Regions from separate parts of the Mus musculus genome. Here regions 2 and 3 are each linked to region 1. The links are chromatin loops, found by intact Hi-C in ENCODE. Cell type or tissue: left cerebral cortex. All regions are shown on one strand. Region 1 holds the start of 1110038B12Rik (RIKEN cDNA 1110038B12 gene). Region 2 holds the start of Skiv2l (superkiller viralicidic activity 2-like (S. cerevisiae)). Region 3 holds the start of Ehmt2 (euchromatic histone lysine N-methyltransferase 2).

The links. Hi-C counts contacts between places; a loop is a spot of excess contacts. Peaks named below come from ENCODE experiments on the same cell type or tissue, not always from the same donor. Only the 100,000 strongest peaks of a DNase experiment are listed, where the experiment ranks them.
Region 2: it touches region 1 in a loop (4-fold over the local background); 14 of 42 quality-filtered maps call a loop at or near these places.
Region 3: a loop joins it to region 1, with 3.0 times the contacts of the local background. A loop is called at or near these places in 2 of 42 quality-filtered maps.

What each region holds. Positions count from the first base shown.
Region 1 is chr17:34,950,670-34,955,669 of GRCm38, reverse strand. 1110038B12Rik (RIKEN cDNA 1110038B12 gene) reads left to right here and starts at 3,199. Exons shown (of 4, transcript NR_015536.1): 1 at 3,199-3,318; 2 at 3,497-3,534; 3 at 3,745-3,785. It overlaps Snord52 (small nucleolar RNA, C/D box 52), which reads left to right and starts at 4,662; the gene lies at 4,662-4,720. It overlaps LOC115488834 (a small nucleolar RNA gene), which reads left to right and starts at 3,595; the gene lies at 3,595-3,657. It also overlaps the pseudogene Gm8696. In left cerebral cortex, CTCF peaks have their summits at 2,734 (motif pointing left) and 4,422 (motif pointing right); DNase peaks (open chromatin) are centred at 3,135, 3,555, 4,440, 4,655 and 1 more place; H3K4me3 peaks cover 2,308 bases; H3K27ac peaks cover 2,034 bases.
Region 2 is chr17:34,848,045-34,853,044 of GRCm38, reverse strand. It overlaps Skiv2l (superkiller viralicidic activity 2-like (S. cerevisiae)), which reads left to right and starts at 2,841. Exons shown (of 28, transcript NM_021337.2): 1 at 2,841-2,911; 2 at 3,046-3,149; 3 at 4,611-4,720; 4 at 4,820-4,937. The coding sequence starts at 2,890. It overlaps Nelfe (negative elongation factor complex member E, Rdbp), which reads right to left and starts at 2,654. Exons shown (of 11, transcript NM_001045863.1): 1 at 2,457-2,654; 2 at 2,052-2,134; 3 at 632-701; 4 at 384-529. The coding sequence starts at 2,126. In left cerebral cortex, a CTCF peak has its summit at 2,628; DNase peaks (open chromatin) are centred at 2,757 and 3,138; H3K4me3 peaks cover 1,980 bases; H3K27ac peaks cover 1,109 bases.
Region 3 is chr17:34,894,872-34,899,871 of GRCm38, reverse strand. Zbtb12 (zinc finger and BTB domain containing 12) reads right to left here. Exons shown (of 2, transcript NM_198886.3): 2 at 3,028-4,651. The coding sequence starts at 4,631. The coding sequence ends at 3,252. Ehmt2 (euchromatic histone lysine N-methyltransferase 2) reads right to left here and starts at 902. Exons shown (of 27, transcript NM_145830.3): 1 at 619-902; 2 at 306-512; 3 at 1-212. The coding sequence starts at 898. In left cerebral cortex, no CTCF peak of the experiment used is centred here; DNase peaks (open chromatin) are centred at 1,456, 2,051, 4,493, 4,961 and 3 more places; H3K4me3 peaks cover 2,956 bases; H3K27ac peaks cover 2,320 bases.

The DNA.
Region 1 (5,000 bases):
TGGAACTTAAGAATAGCAACATTAGGAAGTTTGAGAACCACTGCTCTAGACAGTGAGCTTCATCCCCCAGCCACTGAGCCCTCCTTTTTAGCTTTATTTTCTGAGACAGCATCTCCCCATGCAGTCCTGGCTGGCCTCAACCTCTGACCCATATGCCTTTCCCAACCTGGCTTCTTTATTACTTTTTTGAGACCTCTTACAGGGTTGCCCAAACTATATTTACACTTTCTCTGTAGCTCAGCCTGGCTTTGAACTTGCCCTTTCCAGACCATACCCCTGAACCTGCTAGCTGAAATTATAAAGTTGTGACCAGGCACCATGTCTGGCTATCTTTTTTCTTTTGGGGGGAGGGGCAGGGTTTGTGTGCGTATGTGTGTGTGTGTGTGTGAGAGACAGAGACAGAGACAGAGAGTCAGAGAGACGGAGTCTTTCAGTGTAGCCTTAGCTGGGCTGGAAGTGATTATCTAGACCACGCTGCTCTCCGACTCCTGTCTCTGCCTCTTGAATGGTGGGATTATGGGCACTGTGCTACCTGACCCATCCACTTTATCCCCACCATCCCCATCTCTCTTTCCAGGCCTGGTGACGTAGCAGAGCCCTTACCTTGTCCAAGGCTTTTTAAGCAGGCAGAACCTAGGGCACAGAGCTGCTTTCCTCAGAAACCTTTTGACCCCTGGCTCTTCCAGGGTTTTAGTGGGGCAATGCCAGCCTTTGAGAGCTGGGGAGGGTAGGTCAGGGGAGACTGCTTGCCTAGTATATGCATGAGGCACTCAATTCAATCTCCAGCTCCATGGAGAATCAATCGATTTGCTGGGCAAGGTGTAAACTGCATGCAATTCTAACATGTCCAAACAGAAACTTTAAGGCCACCCTAGGGTAAAGATGTCTTCAGTAGTTTTTCAGTCCCTCTTGAGGTGGGCTGTCGTCGAGTCGCGGCGAGGCCGGCACACCGCAGCCATGACAGAGACTGATGTGACTCCGAAGGCCTATCCCCTCGCAGATGCCCACCTCACCAAGAAGCTGCTGGGCCTTGTTCAACAGTCATGTAACTACAAGCAGCTTCGGAAAGGAGCCAATGAAGCCACCAAAACCCCCAACAGAGGCATCTCTGAGTTCACTGTGATGGCAGCAGACGCTGAGCCCTTGGGGATCATCCTGCACCTCCCTCTGCTGTGAGAAGACAAGAATGTCCCCTATGTATTTGTGCGCTCCAAGCAGGCTTTAGGACGGGGCGTGTGGCATCTCCAGGCCAGTCATCGCCTGTTCTGTTACCATCAAAGAAGGCTCTCAACTAAAGCAGCAGATCCAGTCCATTCAGCAGTCTATTGAAAGGCTCTTGGTGTAGGCCGTGGCCTCTGCCCTTTCCTGTCTACTGCCACCCTGTTTGTGTATCATATTGTCTGTTAGCATGTACTACTTTCAACCAGTTACTATTATATTGTACTACATCTGCGTTTAAAAAAAAAAAAAAGAAGTCTTCAGTAATAGTTTAATAGAGGCCAAGGCAATTATGCTCATTAGAGAAGCAGTTAATTCGTAAGCCATTTTACACTGTTAGAGGTCATTTCTGGCTAACGTGCACTCAGTTTGGAACTGAAGAGTCTCTTCCTATAACCCTCCCAGGTGGAACTTGGGCCTAGGAACTGAGAGACTTATCGAACACATAATTACTATAGGATTCTTTTATTTGTTTTTGTTTTTGTTTGTTTTTTGTTTTGTTTTGTTTTTTGAGACAGGGTTTCTCTGTGTAGCCCTGGCTGTCCTGGAACTAACTCTGTAGACCAGGCTGGCCTTGAACTCAGAAATCTGCCTGCCTCTGCCTCCCAAGTACTGGGATTAAAGGCATGTGCCACCACTGCCCGGCTACTATAGGATTCTTAGATTTTAAATTTTAGTTATGTTCTGAGGCACTATCTCATCACTGCGTAGCCCAGGCTGGCCTTGAACTCAAAGAGATCTACCTGCCCCTGCCTCTCAAGTGCTAGGATTAAAGTTGTGCACCACTGCTTCTGGCTAAAATGTATTTTAAAATGAAGATAGAGAAGCGTATAGTGCCTTGCACATGTAATTTCAGCATTTAGGAAAAGGAAGTAGGAATGTTGACCGTCATGGTACAGAATTGCTGTCTCAAAAAAAAAAAAAAAGACAAAGGGGCTGGAGCAGTGGCTCAGTGGTCAGGAGCACTTACTGATCTTTCTAAGGACCTGGCTTCAGTTCCCAGCACCTATCACCAGGTGGCTTACAACTTCCTCTAACACACATAGACACAAATACAATCAATCTAAAAATATTTCTTAAAAGCTGGCCAGTGGTGTTGTATGCCTTTAATCCCAGCACTCAGGGCAGAGGCAAGTAGATATCTGTGAGTTCGAGGCCAGCCTAGTCTACAGAGCAAGTTCCAGGACAGTCAGGGTTACACAGAGAAACCCGGTCTTGAAACCGACCCCCCCCCCCTCTCTCTCTCTCTCTCTCTCTCTCTCTCTCAACATAGTAGTGTGTCACGCCTGTAATTGTAGGCATGGTTGGAACCCATCTTAGACTATGAGCCAGATGTGTGTTTGTGTGTGTGTGGCTTTTATCCCCCTTTAAATAAAAATGTTGGGGCTGGTGAGATGGCTCACCAGTTAAGAGCACTGGTTGCTTTTCCTGAAGTCCTGAGTTCAATTCCCAGCAACCAAATGCTCGTGACCATGTATAAGGGAATCTGATGCCCTCTTCTGGCACGCACGTGTACATGCAGCAGAGCACTCAGTAATCTTTTTTTTTTCTTTTTTTTTTCTTTTTAACGGAGAGCAGAAGCTGAGGTGCAAATTCAGATTTTTCTGCTAGGTGTAGGCAATATGAGTCCTCCTGGGTAGACTGGATCCAAACATGAGTACAGAATCCGCAAAGCCATAAGCCTAAAGGAGACCAAAGAGCTGACCTATCCTGTAGGAGCTCCAGGGTCTTTACCCAATCTTGGCCGATTAGGCTGCCTGTTTCTTTCTTTCTTTTTTTTTTTTCTTTCCTTTGGATTGGTAGTTTATCAAATTGTCGTCATATACATGATTCTCTACTTAGGACAGTAAGAAACATGATTCCTCTTTGTTCCCTTCGCATTTGTCAGCGCGATCAAGTCAGGCATATGAGAAGACGACTATGTCCGTCAGGACCCCCGGGCCAGGCGTGGGTATAAATGGCCGAGGCGGGCGGCACACGGGTCTCTTTGTGCACCCGCCCACACGGTTTGCCGTGTTTTCACCCTTCTTTGTTCTCCACCGGTCTGGGCAGGGTCTGAGGACTCCGGAGAGCAAGGCATGGGTCCGCCTCGTGCCGCAGGTATCCTGGGGTCCTGTGGGGAGGGCTCTGCGGTGTGGGGCCGGGTATGATGACCCACATTTACAGACTAGAGTTTCTGATGTCCACGTGACGCCACTCCTTGTAACTGACCCAGGCCGGGGTGGGGGCTGCAGGCCGGGGTCTCTACGACCTGTGCTCATTCAATGATCTCTTCCAGGTTCCTGGCCCACGCCAGCCGTACCCAGTAGCACAATGGTAAGCGCATGCTGGCGAGAGGTAGGCGGTGTGAGGAGGGGCTGGTTTCGGGGAGAGGACAGTAATGATGATTTCTGGTGATTCTGAGTGTCTCGCTGACGCCATCACCGCAGCGCGCTGACCGTCCCCGGGTCCAAAATCGGCAGTGGCGTGGGTTTTGAGTGGCCTAGAGTTCTGAGTAATTTACCTCTGTGTCTTGCTTTCTGGTAGGGATTTGAGGACACACGCCAGCTGCCTACACCTGAAGAAAGGTTAGTCTTAGGTTTCACTGGCATGCTTGTCTCTTGGCTTGACTTTTTGGAAGGGGTGGATTCGAGACAGGGTTTCTCCATGTAGCCCTGATCTCAGATCCGCCTGCCTCTACTCTCTGGAATTAAATGCATACAGCACCACCGACTGGCCCTTGTTTTGTTCTTAATATCCTGCCTGCATTAGCCAGTCTCCAAGCAAGCTACCACCCAGCCATCTTTTTGTTTTTAGATCTTAACTAATCTCCCTAACTCTAAATCTATGGTGGATCCAGGAGCTGCCTTGATTATTTCTTGTGCCTTTAAGTTCTGTATGCTAGTCCACGGCAGTGGGTCTCAGCCTTCCTGAGGGCCTTTAATGCAGTTCCTCGGGCTGTGATGTTCCTAACCATCGGTTTTATTTTCCTTGTATCTTCATAACTAAAGTTTGCTATTGTGATAACACAGGCTGTCCTGTCTGGGACCCCTATGTAAGGGTTCCTTGGTGACACAGGTTGAGAGCCACTGTTTTAGACTATGCTTTTGGGTATTTAGACGGGCTCTCAATTCAGGATGGCCTTAGTCCTGGCTCCAACCACCTTTTTTTTTTTTTTTTTAAGATTTAGATGTTTGTGAGTACACTATTGCTGTCTTCAGACACACCAGAAGAGGGCGTCAGATCCCATTACACATGGTTATGAGCCATCTCTCCGGCCCATGCCACCTTTTTTCGTTAAAGGTTTTAGCAGTTAAATTTCAGTCCCCAGGAGTTTTGGCTTTATATAGCTCTGCAACAGTCCGAAGCCTAACTACACACACTGGCTACCGCATCCTGTGTCTATCGGATTGACATTCCCTGGGTGGTACCCTAGGTTCTGGTCTCCCTCAATTGAGAGTGATGATTTCACAGACTAGAGTCTCTGACGCTGTCCTTGATGTCAGCTATAAATCTGACTCATTTGGGGAACCTCTTGAGATTGAGCCCAGTGTGCCAACACTGGCTCTGGTGAGGAACATACCCTGCTCTCCTGTTTCTCATTGTGCCCATCTTAACTCTCCAGGGTGAGCTCTGAGGACTTCACAGGGGCCCCATCCCCTCACCTAGATGAGGGCTAACCTTGGAATCCAGACAAAGGTGGAAGTGACCTAGATGTGACCTGAATGAGCTAATCATCTAATGAGAGCCAGCCCTTTGTCCTGCCCACATGAAGGTGGGTGGTTAGCTCACTTTTCAGGGTA
Region 2 (5,000 bases), 100 kb after region 1:
GACAGGGTTTCTCTGTATAGCCCTGGCTGTCCTAGAACTCACTCTGTAGACCGGGCTGGCCTCAAACTCAGAAATCTGCCTGCCTCTGCCCCACAAGTGCTGGGATTAAAGGCATGTGCCACCACACTGGGCTCAGGTTTCTTTGTGATAGACAGAAACCTAGCGCTCCAGTGGGCTGCAGTGGCAAAAACTACTTCTGAGGCTGAGGCCAGAGCATCACTTGACTCCATGAGTACAGTCAGACCCTGTCTCAAGGAACAAGAAAGAAACACCCTAAACTCAGAACAGCACAGGTTGCTCATATGTGAGCATGCATGACTTCCCCCACCCACCCCCTTCCAGCTGATGCCAGGACGTTCCAGACAATCTTCCTGTGTGCTCACCTTTAACTTCCCTTCCAGGGTCCGAGAACGTTTGAAGCCTGAGTTCTTAGTTTCAGCCTTGATGGCACTGATGGCTCCTGACTTCACCAGTTGTTTGGCCTGTTCTGTTGCTGTGGCAGTGTCCACCACAGGCTGCTCTGACAGTGCTGGGGAGAGAGGGAGGGGGAAGGAGAGAGGCATTCATTATGCTGGCTGTGGAGGGAAGCCCTCTGCTGCTGCCCCCTGGACTCTCTGTCTCTGTCACTTACAGCGTTTGACACCGCCCTGGCTCGCTGGGCCGCTGCTGCTCTGCTTCTTCAGAGCCAGCAATGCCTTTTTCTGGAAAGGAGAGAGGTCTGTCAACCAGGGTCTGGTTCCAGGGCCAGTGTGTGTGGCATCCTGGTCCTGGAGTGGCTCATCCTGCTTCCACATCCTCACGAAGCCCACAGTACTTAACCTAACCAAACTATGGTGTCCAAGGCCTTCCAGTCTCACATTTTGGAAACTGAAAACCAAAAACACCTAAGCCCTACCATATAAGCTGCAAATAAGACCTGAATCCTTGGGGATTTTATCCACCCATCTCCCATCTTCTGCACATTTAATGAGGCCATGCAGAATCAAAACACATAGTTCCCACCCTTAAGGAATTCAGAACCCAGGAAACAATGGCTAGACTGACAGCCAAGAATAATCAAGGGCACTAATCACTCAGGGCTGAGTATAAGCAACACTTTCTGATGCATAAGCAGCTAGTAAACTGAGACCTCACAGAATTACCCAACACAGACAGAAAAGATACTTTAGACAAAGAAATTGGGGTTGCAAAAATGCAGAGGAGGTTTTGGAAGGCAGGTTTTAAGAGAAAATAATTCTCTCTTTTGACAGGTATGGTGAGCTGATATTTCAATTCTATACATGATGTGAAACCTCGGAAGTGTTTTCAATGGATCAGGTGTGCCTTCAAAACAGCAAAGCCAGACCCTGTCAATGAGAAATTACTCAGAGGTTTCACTAGTAAGGAGAGTGCTGAGGACGGTGTTGTGCACCTAGAGTTCCACTTCCTGAGAGAAGCTTAGGGAGGAAGATACCAGGAGCCCAGGAGTTGAAAAAACAAAACAAAACAAAACAAAACAACCCACCCAACCCGGCCACATACTGAGATCCTTGCCAGGGGTAGTGGTAGGGGACAAAGTGGAAGAGGAACTTAGAAACCATCGACAGACTTGACAAATGTTTTGCTGTGTAAATAGTACAGAAGCCAGAGGTGAGGCAGAGCCATTCCAGGCTACCCAAAGCCACATATTTTCAATCCAGCCTGGGCTAAGTGTGAGACCCTGTCTGAGGTGGAGTGGTGTGTCAGAGATGAGAGATTTTAAGGCCTATTAAATGCAGTTGGTTATCTAAAAGCGAAGGGAGGGAGGTAGAGCAGACAGGAGGAGCACATTTACTTGGGCATTTGATGGTTCACAAGGCTCTGGGTGGTACTGAAGCCACAGGGACGATGATAATTCCATTGGGGATGACCAGAGAAGAGGGAGGGTTCAAATAAGACTGGACGATGCTGCCAAAGCTCCACTGAGAGGTCCCCTTCCGGTAGGAGGCAGGAGGACTCCCATGGCCTTACAGTCAGCCCAGGTGTCCCCAGAGTCTGGAGAAGCCGGGCCACCACGCTTAACTAACTCCTACCTTCTTCTTGAGTTTGTTGAACTTCTTCTGCAGTGCCTCTTCCTCTTCACTCAGCCCCGGAGGTATCACCAACATGTTGGCTCCTGGTTCAAGGGCAGAACCCAAGACATCATTCTCTACTGTCACCATTCAAAATTCACACGTCGTCCAACTTGCGTCCATCCTGTATGCACCCCAACCTCCAGGCCCGCCTACTCCAGCCTCTGGCCTTTCCCTAACCCCTCGTTCCTCCGAGGCTGCTTGTCCAGCCTCCTGTTTATGGTAATCAACCGGCATTCCCGCCTATGTCCAAGGTCCAGACACTAGAGCCTTGGGGTACCTCAGCCCGGAGAAGGGAAAGCACTCCCTGCGACGCCAAGGCGATGGCTCCCGACCCCCATGCCCAATGGGGTTAGGTCAGCCAACCTCGGGGTCCGATGGGCAGAGAAGGCGGCCGGGCCCGCGTAGCGCTATCTGGGCAACCAGAGGAGGAGGAAGAAGAACCAGGGGCCGCGCGGGGAAGGCGCGAAAGATGTGAGACGAAGCCCTCACCTGAGGGGGCGGCGCCCGGGCCCGCGGTCTCCGGCGCCGCCGCGCGGGCTACTGCGCGCTGGCTCGCGGCGATGACGTAAAGGGGCGGGACACGCGGTAACCAAGGCGGCGAGTCGCAGTGACTTCCGCCCGGCCTTGCCCGGCTCCGAGTCAGGCTTCGGCGCCGCTCTCGCCCACGCTCCCGGCGGGGAGTGGTGGAGGAGGGGGCGTGTCGGAAGTAATTTCAACTTCCGCCCTTCTCGGGGCGGGGCCGGCTCCGTGGTTACTCTGAGTTTCCGGGCTGCTCGGGAGCTGCCGCGGCTCCAGGATGATGGAGACGGAGCGACTCGGTGAGGGGGAGGGGAGGAGAGTGGACGGGAGAGGAGAGGAGAGGAGGGGAGGGGAGGGAGGGGGGTCCGCGGAAAGGACTAGTTAGTAGACAGGAATGACTTGTGGCTTTTAACCTGTGACCTTTCCCTTGTAGTTCTGCCTCCCCTAGATCCCCTGAACTTACCCCTTCGAGCTCTGGAAGTGGGGTGCACTGGCCGTTGGGAGCTGCTGAACGTGCCAGGGCCTCCAGAGAGCACTGTGAGTGACTTTTGACCCTCACCTTTGACCTATGAGCCTAAAAGAAATTCCACCCTGCTCACAGGAGGATGTAGCTTGACACTGTCATCTTGGCCTCCGGCTCATGCTGGACAGATCCCACTCTACTGGAACTCCAGTAGGTCGGAGCGGGGAGTGCTGGAGACGCGAGCTCTCAGAGCTGCCCCTTCACCTGTATCTTTCCTCCTAGGAGGTTCCTTCTCTCTGCATAGCTCAGAGCACTTGGCTCTTTTAAACTGAAGCCTGGCGTGGCTCACACCCTTATTCCCAGCACTTGGGAGGTGGAGGCAGGCAGATCTCTTGAATTGGAGGCCAGTTTGATCTACATACCAAGTTCTAGGCCAGCCAGGGCTATGTAGTGAGATCTCATCCCCAAAACAGAAAGAAAAGAAGCAGAAAATTTAAGACTGGCAGAATGACTTATTAGCCCAGAGATTCTCCACCTTTGATTCACTACCCATTTGAGGGTGGAATGACCCTTTGACAGGGGTCACATCACATATCAGATATCCTGCACACCAGACATTTACATTAAGATTCATAACAGTAACAGAATTACAGTTAATAAGTAGCAACACAATTATTTTTCGGTTGTGGTCAGCACAACAGGAGAACCGGTGCATTAAAAGGTGGCAGCATTTGAGAAGGTTGAGAATCACTGGCTTAGCCTATTAAAGCGCTTGCCCATGCAAGTCTGATGAGACACACGTAAAGGCAGCGAGAGAGCCAGCTCCACAATGTGGTCTTCTGACTGCCATGTGTGCATGCGTGTACCCATGTCCACCCATTACACACAGACCTATACATACTAACACATACTACTACAAATAATAAGAATTCTAAAATGCGAATTCTCAGTTGAGCACATAGCTCACTTGGTATAGCGCTTGCTCAGCATACACAAAGCCCTGGTTTTGATCCCTGGCTCTGCATGATAGTCAGGTGTTGGTAGCTCATGCTTGTCACCCCCTCACTTGAGAGGGGGAGGGATATGTGTACACACACACACACACACATCAAGTTGGATGCAAACATGGGTTTCATGAGAGCCTCTCTCAAAATAAGAATGCAGATTGCTGTGTCTGGCCTCTGTGTGTCTGAAATCAGTGATTTACCTTAGTTGGTATCCTGGGACATCTACCATTGGATCTGAACACAAGTTCCATCGCCTCTTTTGTCTACACGCTATCCTTTATTAACCAACTTAAGGTTTCTTCTTTTTTTTTTTCTTCAATTTATTTATTTATTTTATATACGAGTAAACTGTAGCTGTCTTCAGACACACCAGAAGAGGGCATCGGATCTCATTACAGATGGTTGTGAGCCACCATGTGGTTGCTGGGAATTGAACTCAGGACCTCTGGAAGAGCAGTCAGTGCTCTCAACTGCTGAGCCACCTCTCCAGCCCCCAACTTAATACTTCCTATCTCGCCCTTGTCCCAGCTCCCCCATGGCCTCCCTCCATGCGCCCCAGATCTGTGCCAGGAAGCAGAGCAGCTGTTTCTGTCGTCTCCAGCCTGGCTTCCTCTACACGGTGTAGAGCACTCAGCTCGGTGAGAAGTCTGCAGCCTCCCAGATTGGAGAGATGGACCAATGGAAGGAAGCTGGGATAGGGAGAAAGCCGACTCCAAAATTCCTTTCCTTCTCTCCAGAAAATGGCAGAGGAAGACGGATCCCTGGTCACTCCTGGCTGCCGTGGAGACTCCAGTCCCATCTGACCTTCAGGCCCAGAGACACCCAACCACAGGCCATATACTGGGCTATAAGGAGGTGAGAGGTCAGAGGCCCCAAGAAATGGAATTGGGAGGAAGGGTCAGAAGCAGGCTTGGTCTC
Region 3 (5,000 bases), 56 kb after region 1:
TTTGGGCTGCCCCTCCTGGGCGGCAGTTGTTGCCGGAGAGGGTTCAGGCCCAGCAGTTGCAGCTCCCTGGGCCCCGGGCATGCTCAACAGCCTCATGGCCAAACTCTGGACCGAGGGGGGCGACTTTCCTGCCCCTGTCATTGACATTTTGGCCCGACTGGGACAGGCACCCCCCTTGCTGGGGGAAGAGGGGAACGACTTTGTGGCATGGCCTAGAAAAGAGGCAGGCAGAAAGGGGGTGCAGGGTGAGCAGGCATGCAGAAAGCCCCTCTGCGCCCCGTCTCCCTCACTCCCCAGTCTCTCACCCAGCACGATGCGACCCCCATCTCCCTCCAGGCTCTCGGGTTCGTCCCCGATGAGTGATGCGGCCCCGACAGGGGTGTCAGCCCCCTCATCGCCGACGGTGACAGTGACAGAGGCCGGAGAGGAGGGGCCGGCAGGCTCCAAGGAGTCGGGGTTGGCCTTGGGAAGGGTCTCCTCACTCTGAGGGGTGTCCCCCAAAGAGCTATGAACTGTCGGGAGGGGAAAAGAAAAAGTTCAGGGCTGAAAGCTCCCGGGATCCCGTGTTGGGGGTGGGGAGGGTGGAGGTCCGGTCGGGCCTGCTCCTGCTGCACTCACCTCTCTCGGCGGCTCCTCGGGGCTCCTTCTCCAGCAGCAGCGCCCCCATCTCAGCGGGGGCCTCCCCCTGGGAGGGGAGACAAGGAACCGGGGGGCCGGTCAGCCCGGCAGGCAGCTGGGGGGCCCAAGACGCCTGGGCCCTGGGCAGCGAGAGCAGGCTTCGGGGCCTACCTCGCCCTCGGTGGGCGCCCCCCCGACCGCGGCCGCGGCCGCCCGTGGGGGCCGCACGCCCCCGCCCCCGGGCCCGCATCAGCCCCCTCCCTCTCGGCAGACCCCGCATCTCTGGGGCCGGGAGCAGAGGAGGGGGAGGGGGCGGGGCCTCCGCGCCCCGGCCCCGCCCCCTCCTCCCGGCTGCACGCGCCGCTCCCCCTTTGTCCCCCAGGCCGCGGGGACCCCGGCCACCAACCCCTGCAACGCCCGCTGCGCCCCAGCCCGGCGGACGGCCCCTCGCGCCCCTCGCGCGGGCTCCCGGGGTCGCGGTGCCCACCGCCCACGCAGGGGCAGCGGGCGGCGGCACGTGCGACTCGGCGCCCACTCCCCCCACCTCCCACCCCCTGGTCCCCTCATCCGCCCCCGGTGTTGGCCCCCTGGTTTGCTGTAAGTTCGGCTCGGGCCCCCCGGCCCCGTTGCACCCCCGGAGCATTGCACGAGCGCGCGCTTCCCCCGGGCGCGCGCGCGGGCATGCACCCGCCTCTCCCCCTCCCCTTCCGCACCTCGGCGGCCGCCGCCGCAGCAGCTCCCGCCGCCGCCGCCATCGCCGCTTGCGCGGGGGGCCGAGCCGGCGCGCGGCCGCCCCGGGTCACGTGGACAAGGAGGGAGGGCGAGAAGACGCCTTAAAGGAGCCGCTGCGGGCCTCTTGGCCATTTTTGCCCCCCAGAATGGCCCTGGAGGTCCAGAACTGGGGCCTGTAGGGGAGAGGGCGTTCGCTCCTAGCCTGGGCTCCGCCGGGAGCAAGGGTGAGGCTCGACTGGGCTGTGGCTTCCCTGTCCCCGCCCGGTTTTGGGAACACGTGTAGCCTGAGCCTTTGCAGCTGCCGCGTGTGCCTTTCCCGTTCTGAGCCGCCAGATAGAAGGCTGGGACTATATCAGTTTTGAACTTTAGTGCACAAGAAGGGGCGACAGAGACTCACGGAAGACACCTTTACTTCTGGGTCAGTGTGCTTTTGGAAATCTGGGGGAAGTGTCTTCGGTTGCACTAGATATGTCAACTGAATGCAGCGGAGACCTCAATCTATTGACAGTAACTATTTCTGCCCAAATACTTCTCCATGGAGGGGGGGGGTCATGGTCCAGCAGACAGCTTAAGTATGATGGTAGACACAGCAAGTATACAACCCTGAACACTATCGAGGGCACCATCCCCCTCCAGGCATTAAGTCCTAGCCAAAGCTTGAAAATGCCTGTATGGTTGCTCACACAATATTGGACAGACAGGTACTTATGTTACTGGGCCCAAGGCCAATTCGGCATCTTATGGGAACTGTAGTCCTCTTTGGATTAAAAACTTTTCAGAGCTTTCTGGGAATTGTAGTCTTCTAGGTAATCAACTATAAGTTTAGCTGGTATTTCAACTTTCCTTAAAACTTGAGCAAAAATATGCAACAGATGCCCTTTTGCCATCTCTGTGGGTTCACTGGTCACCTGTGGCCCATGGCTTGCACTGCCACCAAACCCCGCATGGTTTATGCCAGCACCAGGGTTGCCAATCACTGTGTGATAAGGTTTCTGCCTAAGTGTTTAGGGCGTGTTCCGAGTCTCTGCTTGAGGCTCCTTTTGGCATGGGACTACAATTGTTAGCGCTGGGAGAATCTATGGTGGGTAGTCACACACATGCAATTGCCAGAATATAAAGAAAAAATGTTTTTGTTTGTTTTTTTTGTTTATTTTTATGGAAAACAAAAACTAAAACCCCAAACTCCAGAAAAAATCCTAAAAAATAGTTTTCTTTAAAAATACTGTATGTCTCTACTCCTCTCCCTCCCCCCAACAGCCCTCCTTGTGTCCTTTTTTTCTAAGTGCCCTGCCCCCCCACCCCTCCGCTACTCACTGTTCTCGCTACTGTAGCCTAATGTCTCATTACCTACCCAGGTTGCCCACCGTGTTCTCTTACCTGGCACATATCATTTCATTTCCGGTGAGCCTTGTATCTACTTTCCCACTTCCCCAGCATGCAAAAATCTCCTCCCTTCCTTCTGGTACTTCATACATGTGTCGCCCTCCGCTCCCTTCTCCCTGTCATCTATTCTAACCAGGGGCAAGTAAGCTGCTTCCTGGCAATCCCCCTACAATTCCCACCCCCACCCCATCTCAAGAAACGCTAGAATCCCCCCCCCCCCCAGCCAGCTTTAGCCAGGAAAGAGCTGTTCTCCAAAACTTTCAACTTTGCCTTTTTTTTTTTTTCCCTCTCTTCCTCCACATCGTTTATGCACCTCTTCAAAAAAGAAATCTTTCTTTGGGATCCCACATTCCCTCAGCCTTATCAACCCTGTCTCCGGCTCCATCTTTTTCTTCTGCTCTTTGAGGCATGGTCTCTCTCTCTCTCCAGTCTTCCTCCCTCAAAATGTTTGCCTGCCCTCAAACCCCGCCCCTCCCCAATTCTGCCGGGCCCAGGACCGCCCCCAGCCTCTTGGCCTTTCAGCGGATGAGGACATTGATCTCAGCCACACCAGCTTCCAGCACGTTCTCAGCTGTGGTTTTGCCATGCTGCTCCTTGAGGTGCCGCCTAATGGCGGGCTTGTGGGCAAAGCGCACGTCACAGTAGGAGCACCGGTAGGGCCGGGCTCCTGAGTGCAGGTTGAGGTGATCGTGCAGTGTGGACTTCTGAGTAAAGCACTTGCCGCAGATGCCACATGAATGGGACTTGACACCACGGTGGACGTTCATGTGGCGGTTGAGGTTGCTGCTGTGGTTGAACTGCTTGCCGCAGCGTGGGCACATGAAGATGAAGTGTTGCGCACGCATGTGGAAGACCAGCTTCTCCACACCCTGGAACACTTCAGGGCATTTGGTGCATTTGATGTTCTTTAAGGGGTTTCCACTTGAGAAGCCCCCAGGCAGAGGTCCCCGGCTACCCCCTGCCCCCAGACTGCCCCCCGCCCCCCGGGCAGCCATGGCCACCGCTGCTGCTTCCACTAGGCCCGAGGTGGCCCCCACACTGGCCCGGCCTCCTGGGATCAACAACAGGCCTTCCCCTTCCGCGTCCTCTGACAGGCTGTAGCATGCCTTCACCACCCCTTGCGGTGGGGTAACAGTGTTGGGGGCCACACTACTCTGGGCCAGCTCTCCCAGGTGGCTGCTCACAGAGGCCCCGATACCCAGACCCCCGGCTAGGCTTCCAGGGGGTTTGAGCCGGTGTGCCACTTCTAGAGCCGACTCCACTTTGACGATGCAGATGTCAGAAACATCTTCATCTTCATCCTCATCCTCCTCTTCCGCCTTCAGCTCTAGGTCCTCATCCAGCGGAAACTCCAGCTTCACCGGTCGCAGGAGCGGAGGGGGTAGAGGAGGTGGTGGTGGGGGTTTTGGAGCTGGCTTTGGGGTCCTGGCTGGAGGGAGGAGGGACTTGGTGGCACTGACACTGCTTAGGAGGCTAGCCTCGCTGACCCCATCTTCTTTAAGGCCTATTTTGGGCTCAATGAACTGGCTAAGGGCGTTCCGGCATTTCTCCACTACATGCTCCATTTGCAGGTAGGAGGCTGCTGTCAGGTAGTTCACGATGTCCCTGACTGCGAACTCCAGGGCGCCTGTGTAGCAAGAGAGGAGCAAGTCCGCCACAATACGCGCGCTGTGCATCAGTGAGACCTGCAGCTCAGAACTGGGGTTCAGCAAGAACTGGTCCCGGAGGAACGGTGAGCAGGCGGCCAGGATGACCTTGTGGCCACGGAATTTGAGGCTGTCGGCCACGATGGTCACATCACAGAACCGCTCCTCTGCACGGAGCTGGTTCATGTTCCGCAACGTTGCGGCCTCGTGGCCAGGCAGCTGGAAGCGCAGGACTTCCACCCCAGAGGCCATTGTGGCGGGAGTGGACTGCCCTGGGTGGGAAGGAAACGAGTCAGAGACAAAGGTCTCTGGCTGTCGGAGGCCAAGGCTCCAGACCCCTCATCCCTACCTCCCTAGTCTTGGCGCGCCTCCCTCAGTTTCCCCAATTCCAAGGAGGCGCGGTCCCTCCGAGGAGGGAGGCGTGGTTCCCGGGGGCGGGGCAGCGGCGTCCACACCCCCCAGTCCCGCAGCCCGCGCGCCCACGGGAGAATGGATAAAGGGGTGGATGGGGGGAAAAAACCAGAGGATTGCAACTCTGGGGTGGCCCCCGGTTGCAGGTACTCCTCACCCGCCTCGCTCTAGCCTGGGCCGCGCTGCTGTGAGTCCCCCTTTTCACGTCCT